Linked DNA regions of Homo sapiens: region 1 is linked to region 2. A link is an interaction called in ENCODE POLR2A ChIA-PET data of the cell type or tissue named here. Cell type or tissue: Panc1. All regions are shown on one strand. Each heading gives the region's core, and the rest is flanking DNA. Links, peaks and the distances in the headings are about the cores only.

Evidence for each region. Peaks named below come from ENCODE experiments on the same cell type or tissue, not always from the same donor. Only the 100,000 strongest peaks of a DNase experiment are listed, where the experiment ranks them.
Region 1: POLR2A ChIA-PET joins it to region 2 with 8 read pairs; 2 of 35 experiments call an interaction of 5 or more read pairs at or near these places.

The regions. Positions count from the first base shown.
Region 1 is chr17:73,357,833-73,363,201 of GRCh38, forward strand. It overlaps SDK2 (sidekick cell adhesion molecule 2), which reads right to left. Exons shown (of 45, transcript NM_001144952.2): 39 at 3,852-4,013; 40 at 247-372. Among named protein-coding and RNA genes, the nearest start is that of CDC42EP4, 49 kb to the left of the region's middle. RefSeq lists an enhancer at 3,226-3,897. In Panc1, for the core only: no CTCF peak of the experiment used is centred there; no DNase peak of the experiment used is centred there.
Region 2 is chr17:72,602,621-72,607,989 of GRCh38, forward strand. It overlaps LINC00511 (long intergenic non-protein coding RNA 511), which reads right to left. Exons shown (of 5, transcript NR_033876.1): 4 at 483-1,188. Among named protein-coding and RNA genes, the nearest start is that of LINC00673, 13 kb to the left of the region's middle. RefSeq lists an enhancer at 217-1,184. In Panc1, for the core only: no CTCF peak of the experiment used is centred there; no DNase peak of the experiment used is centred there; H3K4me3 peaks cover 4 bases; H3K27ac peaks cover 2,681 bases.

The DNA of each region.
Region 1 (5,369 bases), core at 323-5,322, 760 kb after region 2:
AGCTGGTCCTCAGTTAGCACTAACAGCCGTTCTCTGGGGGCCTCCTGGGGGTTACTTAGCTAGGAGTCCAGCTCTAGGAGCCCCCCAACCCAGTTTCCCACTCCTCAACAGGGCCAGGTGACTTCACCTGTAGTAGCACAAGCGCCTTCTCAGGCGGAGGACAGAGGCAAGTGCCCCAAGTGGAGGGACCCAGGAAGAAGGGAGATAATGAGCTGTGGGGTCTCAGCCCAGCAGGGCGGGGCGCACCTGAAGGTCTGGCCTCGATGACGTAGCGGGTGATGGGCCCTTTGCCCGGGTCTCCGCTGGACCAGTGAATGGCGATGGCAGAGCTGTACCGCACGATGATGGGCACGCCAGGCGGTCCTGGGGCACCTGCAGACAGCACACAGAGGCGAGGGATGTATGGAACCCAGAACAGCCACCCAGCCCGTCACCCTGGGCTCGAGGAGGAACACTGGGTGACAAAACCAACCCTGGACAGAGAGCCGCCAGGAAGCCCTGCAAATGTCGCGGCCTGAGAGTACATCTCAGGCTGGGCCTGCCAGGATGGACTGTTGTCCCCCTGGGCTACCCCTATGCTCCATATTCCAAATCCCAGGGCAGAAGACAAATGGAATGGTCCAGAAAGGTCCCTGGAGTAGAGCCAGGAGACCTGGGTTCCAGCCCAGAACGTGTTAGATGGGTGATTTTGATCAATTCACATAGCCTTCCAGTGCCTCCGTTTCCCCCTCTATAAGGGCCTTTTGGAAGGTAAGGCTTGAAGGCTGTGTCCTGGATGGTGGGGAATAGAGGTGGGTGCGATGATGGCAGAGTGGGCCCATGAGAGGAGGGGGTTGGTCGGAGCGGGGCTGAAGAGTCCAGTTTCTCCCTCCTGGTAGGTGATATGATGTCCGCCCTCCCTCATTCCTGCCTAAAATCCCCCAACCCCAACTGCATTTCCTATTAGGTTAGACAAGGGGAGAGGGGGTTTATGCCCCAGGAGGCCTTGGGGCCTGTGCTGCTAGGAGGAGGGAGGAAGGACTGGGCCCCATGCCGCGCTCCTGGAATGAAGGTACGTCAGGAGCAGCCTGGGATGTGGGCCAGTGAGGGAGCCGGCCCTAGGAGCTGGAGCAGATGAGAGGAGGTGACTCCAGCAATGAGAGGAGTGAGCCAGGTATCTGTCTGCAAGGGGCTCTGAGCCCCTTCTCTTGGGGGTGCCCGTCCAGAATCCCGACCCCACATGCTGTCACCTCCAATCCTGCTCCCCACCAAAGGTGGGGCTCTGTACCCCCAGAGCTGGGTACACAGTAGGTGCTTCCTCTGTGCTTAGGGGATGAGGGAGGGAACCAGTGCATGAGTGGGTGGCCACCTGGTTTGTTGGTGGGGGGTCTCTGTGGAGCAGAGTCTAGCATCACACTGATGCTCCCCCAGGGCCCTGGAGGGCCAGCAGGCCCTCCTTACACAGCCTGGCAACCCCACCCGGCCACTATGCCCACCCCATCGCTCACACAGCCTGGCAGCCCCGCCTGGCCCCTATGCCCACCCCACAGCATTGGAGGGCACCATTTCCTTCCTTCCCTATGGAGCAGCCTGTCTGCAGCACAAGGGCAGAGTAACTGCGGGGTCAGGTGGGGTGGACACGCCTGAGGGAGTATGGTAGGGCAGGCAGCCCTCAGGACCCTGTACTCATCCTGCACAGGACAGTACTCAGGGCTGAGGACAGAGCCTGCACCTTCTCCGGGGCCAGGAGCTTCCAGCGAGTCCAGCCACTGCCTGGCTGCATGTTCCCCGCCTGCAGACCGCCCCCTGCACCCACACCATGTGGGAGGATGGCTTCTTTATTTCTTTTTTTGAGACACGTTCTCACTCTGTTGCCCAGGCGGGAGTGCAGGGGCACGATCACAGCTCACTGCAGCCTCCACCTCCTGGGCTCAAACGATTCTCCCACGACAGCCTCCTGAGTAGCTGGGACTTCAGGTATTCACCAGTATGCCTGGATAATTTTATTTTTGTAGAGATGGGGTTTTGCTGTATTGCCCAGGCTGGTCTTGAACTCCTGGGCTCAGGCAATCCACCCGCCTCCACCTCCCAAAATGTTGGGATTACAGGCGTGAACCCCCACACCCGGCTGGTTCTTTCTTTCTCAGAGTGCCCTCCACTACCTTCTCTGAACCCTCTGCCCTTTATCTCCTCCCACCTCCCCACCTCTCAGCCTGGGACACTTCAAGCCTCAGGATAGAACAGCCTGTCCTCCGCACAGCCCTCTCCTGTCCCCAGGCCACTGCCAACGCTTGGTCCTCAGTTGCTTGCCAGCTCTCTCTCCTACTTTTGTTTCCCAGGAAGCTGGCTCAGGTGAGAGGCAGCGCGGGGCGGGGCTGGAGGCAGATGAAAGGACAGCGGCTGGGTGGCTCCTGGGCTGCCTCCTGCAGGCTTTGTCCTGAGTTTGCCCTAGAGCTACAGGGCTTCTTTGCAGAACCAGACTGTGGGGAATAGAAAGTGACTGGCCAGAAAGAAAAAGTGAAGCGCAGCCAGACTAAGCCATTAGGGGAAGACTCTCTTCCTGAGTCAGGCTAATTGGGACTGCTGGGGAGGGGAGGCCTGCGCCATTCTTGGCTGAAGGGGGTGGGCAGAGGAGGAGATGGGATTTTAGGGGAAGTCCAGGATGGGCTGTACCCCTTCTTAGGGAGGGAGGCAGCAGAGTGGTCTGGGAGGTGACTTTTGTGTTCAGGACAGGACATTCTACACTGACCAGTAACAGGGACTTTGGAGGGCTAAACCTTGACCATGGCAAATGCCTGGGGGGATGAGGGGTGGGAGGGGAAGGGAGGTGAAGAGGACATTTAAAGGAGGCGATTGGGCACAGTGGCTCATGCCTGTAATCCCAGCACTTTGGGAGACTGCAGCAGGTGGATCACTTGAGGTCAGGAGTTGGAGACCAGCCTGGCCAAACCCTGTCTCTACTAAAAATACAAAAATTAGCTGGTCGTGGTAGAAATCACCTGTAATCCCAGCTACTTGGGAGGCTGAAGCTTGAGAATTGCTTGAACCCGGGAGGTGGAGGTTGCAGTGAACTGAGATTGCACCACTGCACTCCAGCCTGGATGACAGAGCGAGACTCTGTCTCCAGAAAAAAAAAAAAAAAGCCCAAACAACAACAACAGAAACAATACAGGAGATTAAGGAAGACTTCCTGGGGTGAGGGGCGGGCAGTTACACACAAAAGGGCGTTCTGCGGAGGGGGTGGGTGGTGAGGTGGGGGAGGCAGGGCCCTGGCTGTGAATAGGTGACCTGCTCCATCAGGTGTTTCTCAAGGTGCCACTTTGTCACGGCCTCCAGGGGCTTTTGTCTAAGTGCAGACTGCCAGGTCCCACCTCAGCCCCAGGAAATCAACCCCTCGGAGCATCCACCCTGGGAACGTGCATTTTAGTGCGCCCTGCTCTGAGAACCGCTGCCTGGAGGGTAGGGGTGGTTCAGGGGCGTGGGAAGATGGCTCTGGCTGGGCGAAAGGCAGGGGCACCTGCCAGGCTGCATCCTTCCAGGACGGAAGTAAAGGAGGCCATGCAATTAGCAGGGAGAGAAAGAACGAAGCAGGCGCAGTGGCCAGGCCAGGCCTGTGGGCTGGGCCTAAGTGGGAGAGGAGGGGGCGCTGCTCCAGGGTTTGTGGCTTGAGGAACCTGAGGACACATTAATCAAAGCGTGGAGCCCGGGAGGAGGGAGCGGGGGGAGGGGTCACTGGGCACCAGGGGAAAGAGTGAGCTCTGTCCTCCACTCTGTTTCCAGGGTCCAGCACAGCTCTTGACACCGGGGGCCCCTTCTGACTGGGGACGCTGAACCGCCGTGTGGAAGACATGCCTGGTCCGTTGCTCTCCTACCTTCTCCGGGGCCCGTGGTGACGTTGGCTTCGATCTCCGGCCCGTAGGTGAAGGTCTTGGCTCTGATGCGGAACCTGTAGGTCACCCCCTCCGCCAGGTCCTTCACCTTCAGCCACAGGGGGCTGTTCCCCTTCACGTCCACGGTCACGATCTTGCTGACTCCTGGGGGAGGCACAGCAAGTGGGGACTGGGCACAGGGCCCACCGAGGGCACTGGAGGCCATGGGGAAGGGGAAGCGGCCGTGGCCTGGGCCCCGGGACCCTGGGTAGGGGCCTCACTCCTTGAGGTCAGGCTGAAATGCACCCCCAGCCCACACAACCACATTGCCCATGCTGTGTTTCTCACAGCACGGTCCTGCCTGCTGTTCTCAGGGAGAACGGCTCCATGGTTCAGTATGTTTGGGAAAAGCTACTACTGTCTGTGTCTACTGAGTAGCCACAGGGTCCATCATCAGCATCTACAGAAAAGAGAACACTCGCCATCCTGTTTAATGTAACCTCTGCACCCCAAATATGTTTCGGCTCCATTGCTATTCCCTTATGCAGCATCCCATGGGACTAGAATTATATCCTTTTTCAGGAAGTGCTTCCATAAAAATACCAAAAGCCCAGAGTTGCGGGGACACACTTTTGACCAGGTCCTCCACCTGAGCCCCACTCCAGCTCCACCTCTGGGGTTCAGCCAGGAGCTCACATGGCCCTCCAGCACCTATATCTGCCACAATTTTTTTTTTTTTTTTAAGACAAGGTCTTGCTCTGTTGCTCAGGCACAATCATGGCTCACTGTAGCCTCGACCTCCTGGGTTCAAGCCGTCCTGCCACTTTCAGCCTTCCAAGTAGCTAAGACTGTAGGTGTGCACCATCATGCCTGGCTAATTTTTAAATTTTTGTAGAGACAGGGTCTCATTATGTTGCCCAGGCTGGTCGCGAACTCCTGGCCTCAAGTGATCCTCCCACCTTGGCCTCTCAAAGTGCTGGGATTATAGGCATGAACCACTATGCCCAGTCCACCAAGCTTTTTAGGGCAAAAGTGAGGATGCCTCAGCACCCCAAATCACAGCAACTAGAGGGGACGCTTGAGCCAGCTTTCAGGAGGTGGGGGTTTGCACTCTGTGCTTCGCGAATCCAAATACTCCTGACTGCCAGCCTCCCTGGGAGCCGGGGTTAGTGTCATTTCCCATGTCCATCGAGCACGCCAGTCACCAGTGAAAGACAGGCCTTGCAGCCAATAGGCTGGGCTCAGACCCAGTGATGGCGCCGGCCCCGGCATGTCCCTTAACTTGGCTTCAGTTTGTTCTGCCGAGTGAGGGTGTCCACAGCATCTTAGGCAGGGATGCTATGAGCTTTAAGTAAAATAACAGAGCATGTAGGTGCCTGACCTATTTATTGACTAAGTGGATTACTAATATTATCGTTTTGAGGTGGATTTTCACTATTGTTGCCCAGGCTGGAGTGCAATGGCGCGATCTCAGCTCACTGAAACCTCCGCCTCCTGGGTTCAAGCGATTCTCCTGCCTCA
Region 2 (5,369 bases), core at 299-5,298:
AGTGTCAGCAAAGGGTCTAGTCAAGTTGACTTTGGCTTTAAAAGCAGACAGAGAAGTTTGGTGAAAGGGTGATGTGGAGGTGACTGAGTCAAAGGCTGGAGTGTGGCAAAGAAGTGCATTCCAGGGGTATGATGGAGAGAAAAGCAAAGCTACCGTCTCTTCTACAAGAGGACAGTCAGAACAAACACAACACAGTCTCACATCCAGGGGAAACGTGAATGAAATGGCTTCAGAAAGACCCAGACACCCAGAAGTGCCAGCACCAGGTGACAGAGGGAGGGGACCCATCCAGAACACACCTTCTCCCTGTGGCAGAACTAGCGAAACCAAATAGGGCAACACAGAAAGGCGACCTGGTGTGTGTGGGTTCAGAGCACAACTTCCCCAAGCCTCCTCCAGGGGGTTAACTGGAAGTCCTACCCAGATTTTGCAAGAAGCTTTGTCATGCAAATATTCTCCAAGACATCAGTTCAGGCACTCACCTCAAATGCCCTCCCTTCTCCCTCGGTCATTTCTTCCTTTCCAGTGAGCAGGTCACAAGGGCAGGCGCAGGAGATGTGATTGAGCTGTGCTGGGAAATGCCTCGGCCCCACCCCACTCCTACTACCCCCTGTGAGGAGGAGGCACAGGCGGGCACTGCCCTCGGAACACTAAAGCTTTGTTTCCTGGAGGTTCTGAAATCAGCCTCCTCACGTACCTCACCCAACACCAAACGTTCTGTCTCCACTTCCTCCTCCACCAAGGACTTTGGGGGGCTTGAAGGAGAATGAGGGAGAGCGGCAGAAAGGATGGCTAGCTAGTAAAGCCCCACATGCCTGCTCAGGCCTGTTCAAGCCCAGTGAGGTATATGTGGGTTCAGAACTGATTACACTTCCCCATCTTACAGATGAGAAAATGGGCTTAGAGAAACTGAAGAATTCGACCCGGGTCACATGGTGGGTAGATGCTGAACAGGCTTTGAACTCTGGTAATTCCAAGGGCACAAGCTGTGTATTTTTTCCTGTAACATCACCTGTCTCCTTGCCAGCTGGGCTGGAGAGATGGCTCTCTGTTGAAGAAAGAGAAGACTCAGATTCAAGTTCAGGGTCAGCCCTTAATTAGAGTGTGGGTTTCCTGTGGGAAAATGGGGGTTGGCCCCATGTACAAGTCTCCGATGAGGTCATACGCCGTAAGTCTGTTCCATGGGCTCTGTAGAAAAAACACAGCTGATGAAAAAAATAACAAACCATCACATTGTTATTCATTTATTCATTCACTCATTCAATGAAAGGTTTATTGAGAGGCTTCTAGGTGTCAGGCCCAGGGCAGGGAGAGATAATAAGGATCTGATCCTTCAGCCTAGAAGTGAAAGGCACATTCTTAAGAAATCTATCCAACCCTTCATTTTACAGAGGTAGAAAGTGAAGCCCAGAGAGGGAAAGCAACTCACCCAAGGTCACACAGCGAGGCAGCAGCAACCACCAAGACCTAGGGTAGCCTGCCTGACAGTGGGCCTATCAGCAGCCCAGGCTATCCAAAGAAGGTAGGACATGTCATTCAGTTCAACCTAATAGACCTGTTCTAAATCAACTAAGCCAGGAAGCCAAAACCTGCTTATGGGGCCCTACTGCGGGTCTCCCTGGGGAGAGGAATCAGCCACTGAGCTTTTGACAGAAATCAGCCACCCTGCAGGAGATGTCCTACAGAGATGACCAGCCCAATTTGTTGCTGAAGCCCTCACTTTAGTGAGCCCAGTTCCTAAGCCCAGCACTAAAGATAACACACCTCCCTCCATACTAAGTCCCTGTCAATATTCATCCAGCATCTAAAGTTCTGGTGCCAGAAGCTGCACCTCCACAGATCTTCAAGCTAATCTGTCCTAGCCCAGGTGAGATTTTGCATCCGAAGAAAATAAGACTTTAGTCAGATTACCCAGGAATAGGACCTGATGGGTATCCCAGGGACTAACCCTCTCGCCCTGCAGATCACTGCCTGACCCCTCCACCTGGCTGACATGTCCCTGGGTAGAGAGCTCTTCTGGTAGAGAAGCACAGACGGTTCCGGGAAGCAGGAAATGTCAGGGTCATGGCCGGTGCTAGAAGAGTTGCCTTCTGTCCTTGAAAGCTGAGGTTAAGCCACATCCGATGACCTCAGAGGACATGGCAGGTGAGCATAGGACCGTAGCATGGCAGAAACCCAGCCACCTGCCAGGGCGAGGCCTGCACCCTCGGGGAGCCACTGTAAACATCTGCCCCTCCGCATCACGCAACTTACCAGAGACGAGGCTTAAACACAAGCCTTCATTTTCTCATTAATAAATCCAGTGGTTTCCCTTGGAGAGACTGCCGCTAGCCACTAAATAAACCAAAAAGAAAACTCTCTGGAAAGGCAAACAGGTTTTCAGGCCAATTCTGATCCATCTCAGCAAAGAAGTGGTCTTTGATGCCTCTAAAGCTTTTTGTCTTGGACAACCGGCAGTGGAGCTCAAGGACTCGGGGCTCCATACCTGACTAAGAGATTTTGTCTCTAAGGAGCCACAGGCTGGAAAGCACAGGTTGTTTTGTTTCTCCCAACACCAGCGGGCTCTGAGGAAGACGGAGTCTGCATGAGATTTAGAAAGGTTGAGTAAAAAGACACAGGGAGAGGCCGGGCGGGGTGGCTCACCCCTGTAATCCCAGCACTTTGGGAGGCTGAGGCAGGTGGATCACTTGAGGTCAGGAGTTCAAAACCAGCCTGGCCAACATGGTGAAACCTCATCTTTACTAAAAATACAAAAATTAGCCATGTGTGGTGGTGGGTGCCTGTAATTCCAGCTACTCGGGAGGCTGAGGCAGGAGAATCTCTTGGGCCCGGGAGGCTGAGGTTGCAGTGAGCTGGGATCGCACCACTGCACTCCAGCCTGGGTGACAGAGTAAGACTCCGTCTCAAAAAAAAAAAAAAAAAAAAGACACAGGGAGGGAGTAAAGGAGGCAGAAAAGACCATAAGACCATTACTGCTTCTCAAATGTACCAATGAGGCATCACTTCTGCCTGGGACACCCTCCTGTGCCCAGGAGCTTTGCATGTCTGGCTCACTCCTACCACTTGGTTCTCTGCCCAGTGTCACCTCCCTAGAAGAGCCTTCTCCCACCATGCCGTAAAAGGTGCCTCCCACTTCCCTGTCACCTTCTAACACAGTGCCCTGTGAACTGGGATACAGGAGAAACAAGAGAAGAGCCCCCACTGAGTATAGGAAGAGATCTCCACTGAAAAGAGAAAGAAACCCCCACTGAAGAGGGGAGGGACCCCTCACTGACCATGGGAAGAGCCCCCCTTTGATTATGAGAAGAGCCCCCCCACTGAATGGGAAGAGCCTCCCCAGTTAATATGAGAAGACCCCTCCCACTGACTATGGGAAGAGCCCCCCACTGGCCATGGGAAGAGCCCCCCAGTGAATATGGGAAAAGCCCCCCTTTGATTATGAGACGAGCCCCCCACTGACCATGGGAAGAGCCCCCCACTGAATGGAAAGAGTCTCCCCCAGTTAATATGAGAAGAGCCCTCCCACTGACCATGGGAAGAGCCCCGCAGTGAATATGGGAAGAGCCCCCCTAGTTAATATGAGAAGAGCCCCCCTCCACTGACTGTGGGAAGAGCCCCCCAGTGAATATGGGAAGAGCCCCCCACTATGGGAAGAGCCTCCCATTGGCTTTGGGAAGAGCCCCCCACTGACCATGGAAAGAGCCCCCCACTGACTATGGGAAGAGGCCCCCATTGACTTTGGGAAGAGCCCCCCACTGACCATGGGAAGAGCCCCCCACTGACTATGGGAAGAGCCCCCCATTGACTTTGGGAAGAGCCCCCCACTGACCATGGGAAGAGCCCCCCACTGACTATGGGAAGAACCCGCATCCCCACCCCCGCCACCAAGTATGAGAAGAGATCTCCACTGAATAGGGGAAGAGGCCCCCACCGAAAAGGGGAAGAACCTCACTAAGTATAGGAAGAGCCACCCACTGATTATAAGAGCCCCCACTGATTATAAGAGCCCCCACTGAATAGGGGAAGAGGCCTCCACTGAGCACAGGAAAAGCCCCCAACAGAGTCATGCTCCTGGCCACTTTCTCCACCTTGTCCTCAGAACAAGCCACTGACTGGTGGGCAAGAGCCATGGGCCCAGGTTTCTGGAGTCAGCTGCTAATTTATCTAAAGTCTGTAAGGCCTGGACACTGAGTCTCAGAAGTAGTCCTGCTAGTCTTGCTCTATAGATCCTAACTTGGCCTCAGAAGACTGTCCCTAGAGCTAAACTGAAAGGGGGAACTGAGAGCTCAGGCAAGCCCACCTGGTCCCAGGACAATCAGGTTCTCCAGCCTAGCTCTGATCATTAAAAATCACACATGGGAGCTGCACCTGCCTGACTGCTGTGCCCATGTCTCTGTTGGCTTAAAAATCAGGCAAAGACTTCCTTAGACCCTTTCTATGTGTTTGTTTATTTTGATCTCTCCTCCATTAGAATGTAACCACCAGGGTCTCTGCTTTTGCTCACTGTATCCTTAGTCCCTAGAAGGGTCCCCAGCGCCTAGTGGGTGAGTATCAGATATATATTGCTAGAGAAAACAGATCATCATTATTGAGGGTCTACTATATGCTAGGCATGAGATGGATGTCTCACCTGATCCCCTTGACAACCTTTAAGGATGATGTGATTAAGCCCATTTTGCAGATGAGGAAACTGGGATTCAGAGATAGACAGTGAGCTTTCTAGCATGACATTAATGAGGAGCATCACGCCAGGCCCTGAAGTGCAGGGGGCTCTCATTCCACGGTTTTAACACTCAAAACCACAGTGGAAGTTCAACACTACCAACAGCAATCATTTCAAATGAAAAGAACAACTCTTTAATTACTTTGACAAGTTGACTTTTAACCTACCTATTTTCAAAAAGTATTTGAGTCAAGAAGAAATAGAATATCTAAACAGACCCATAACAAGTAAAAAGAGACTGAATTAGTTAAAACAAAACCAAACCACATGAAGCAGAGCCTAGGACCAGATGGCTTCGTGGATGAATGCTACCAAACATTTAAAGAGGAATTAACTCTAATCCCTTACAAGCTCTTCCAAAAAAATAGAAGAGGAGGGACAACTTCCCAATTCATACTATGAGGCCAGTATTATTACCTTGATACTAAAACAAGACAAAGACACCACAAGAAAAGAAAAACACAGACCAATATTCCTTATGAGTAGATGCAAAAATCATCAACAAAATATTGTCAAACTAAATCCAGCAACATATAAAAAGAGCAGACACCATGACCAAGTGAAATTTATCTCAGGAATGCAAAGATGGTTTAACATAGAAAAATCAATGTGACACACCATATTAACTGAACAAAGGACAAAAATC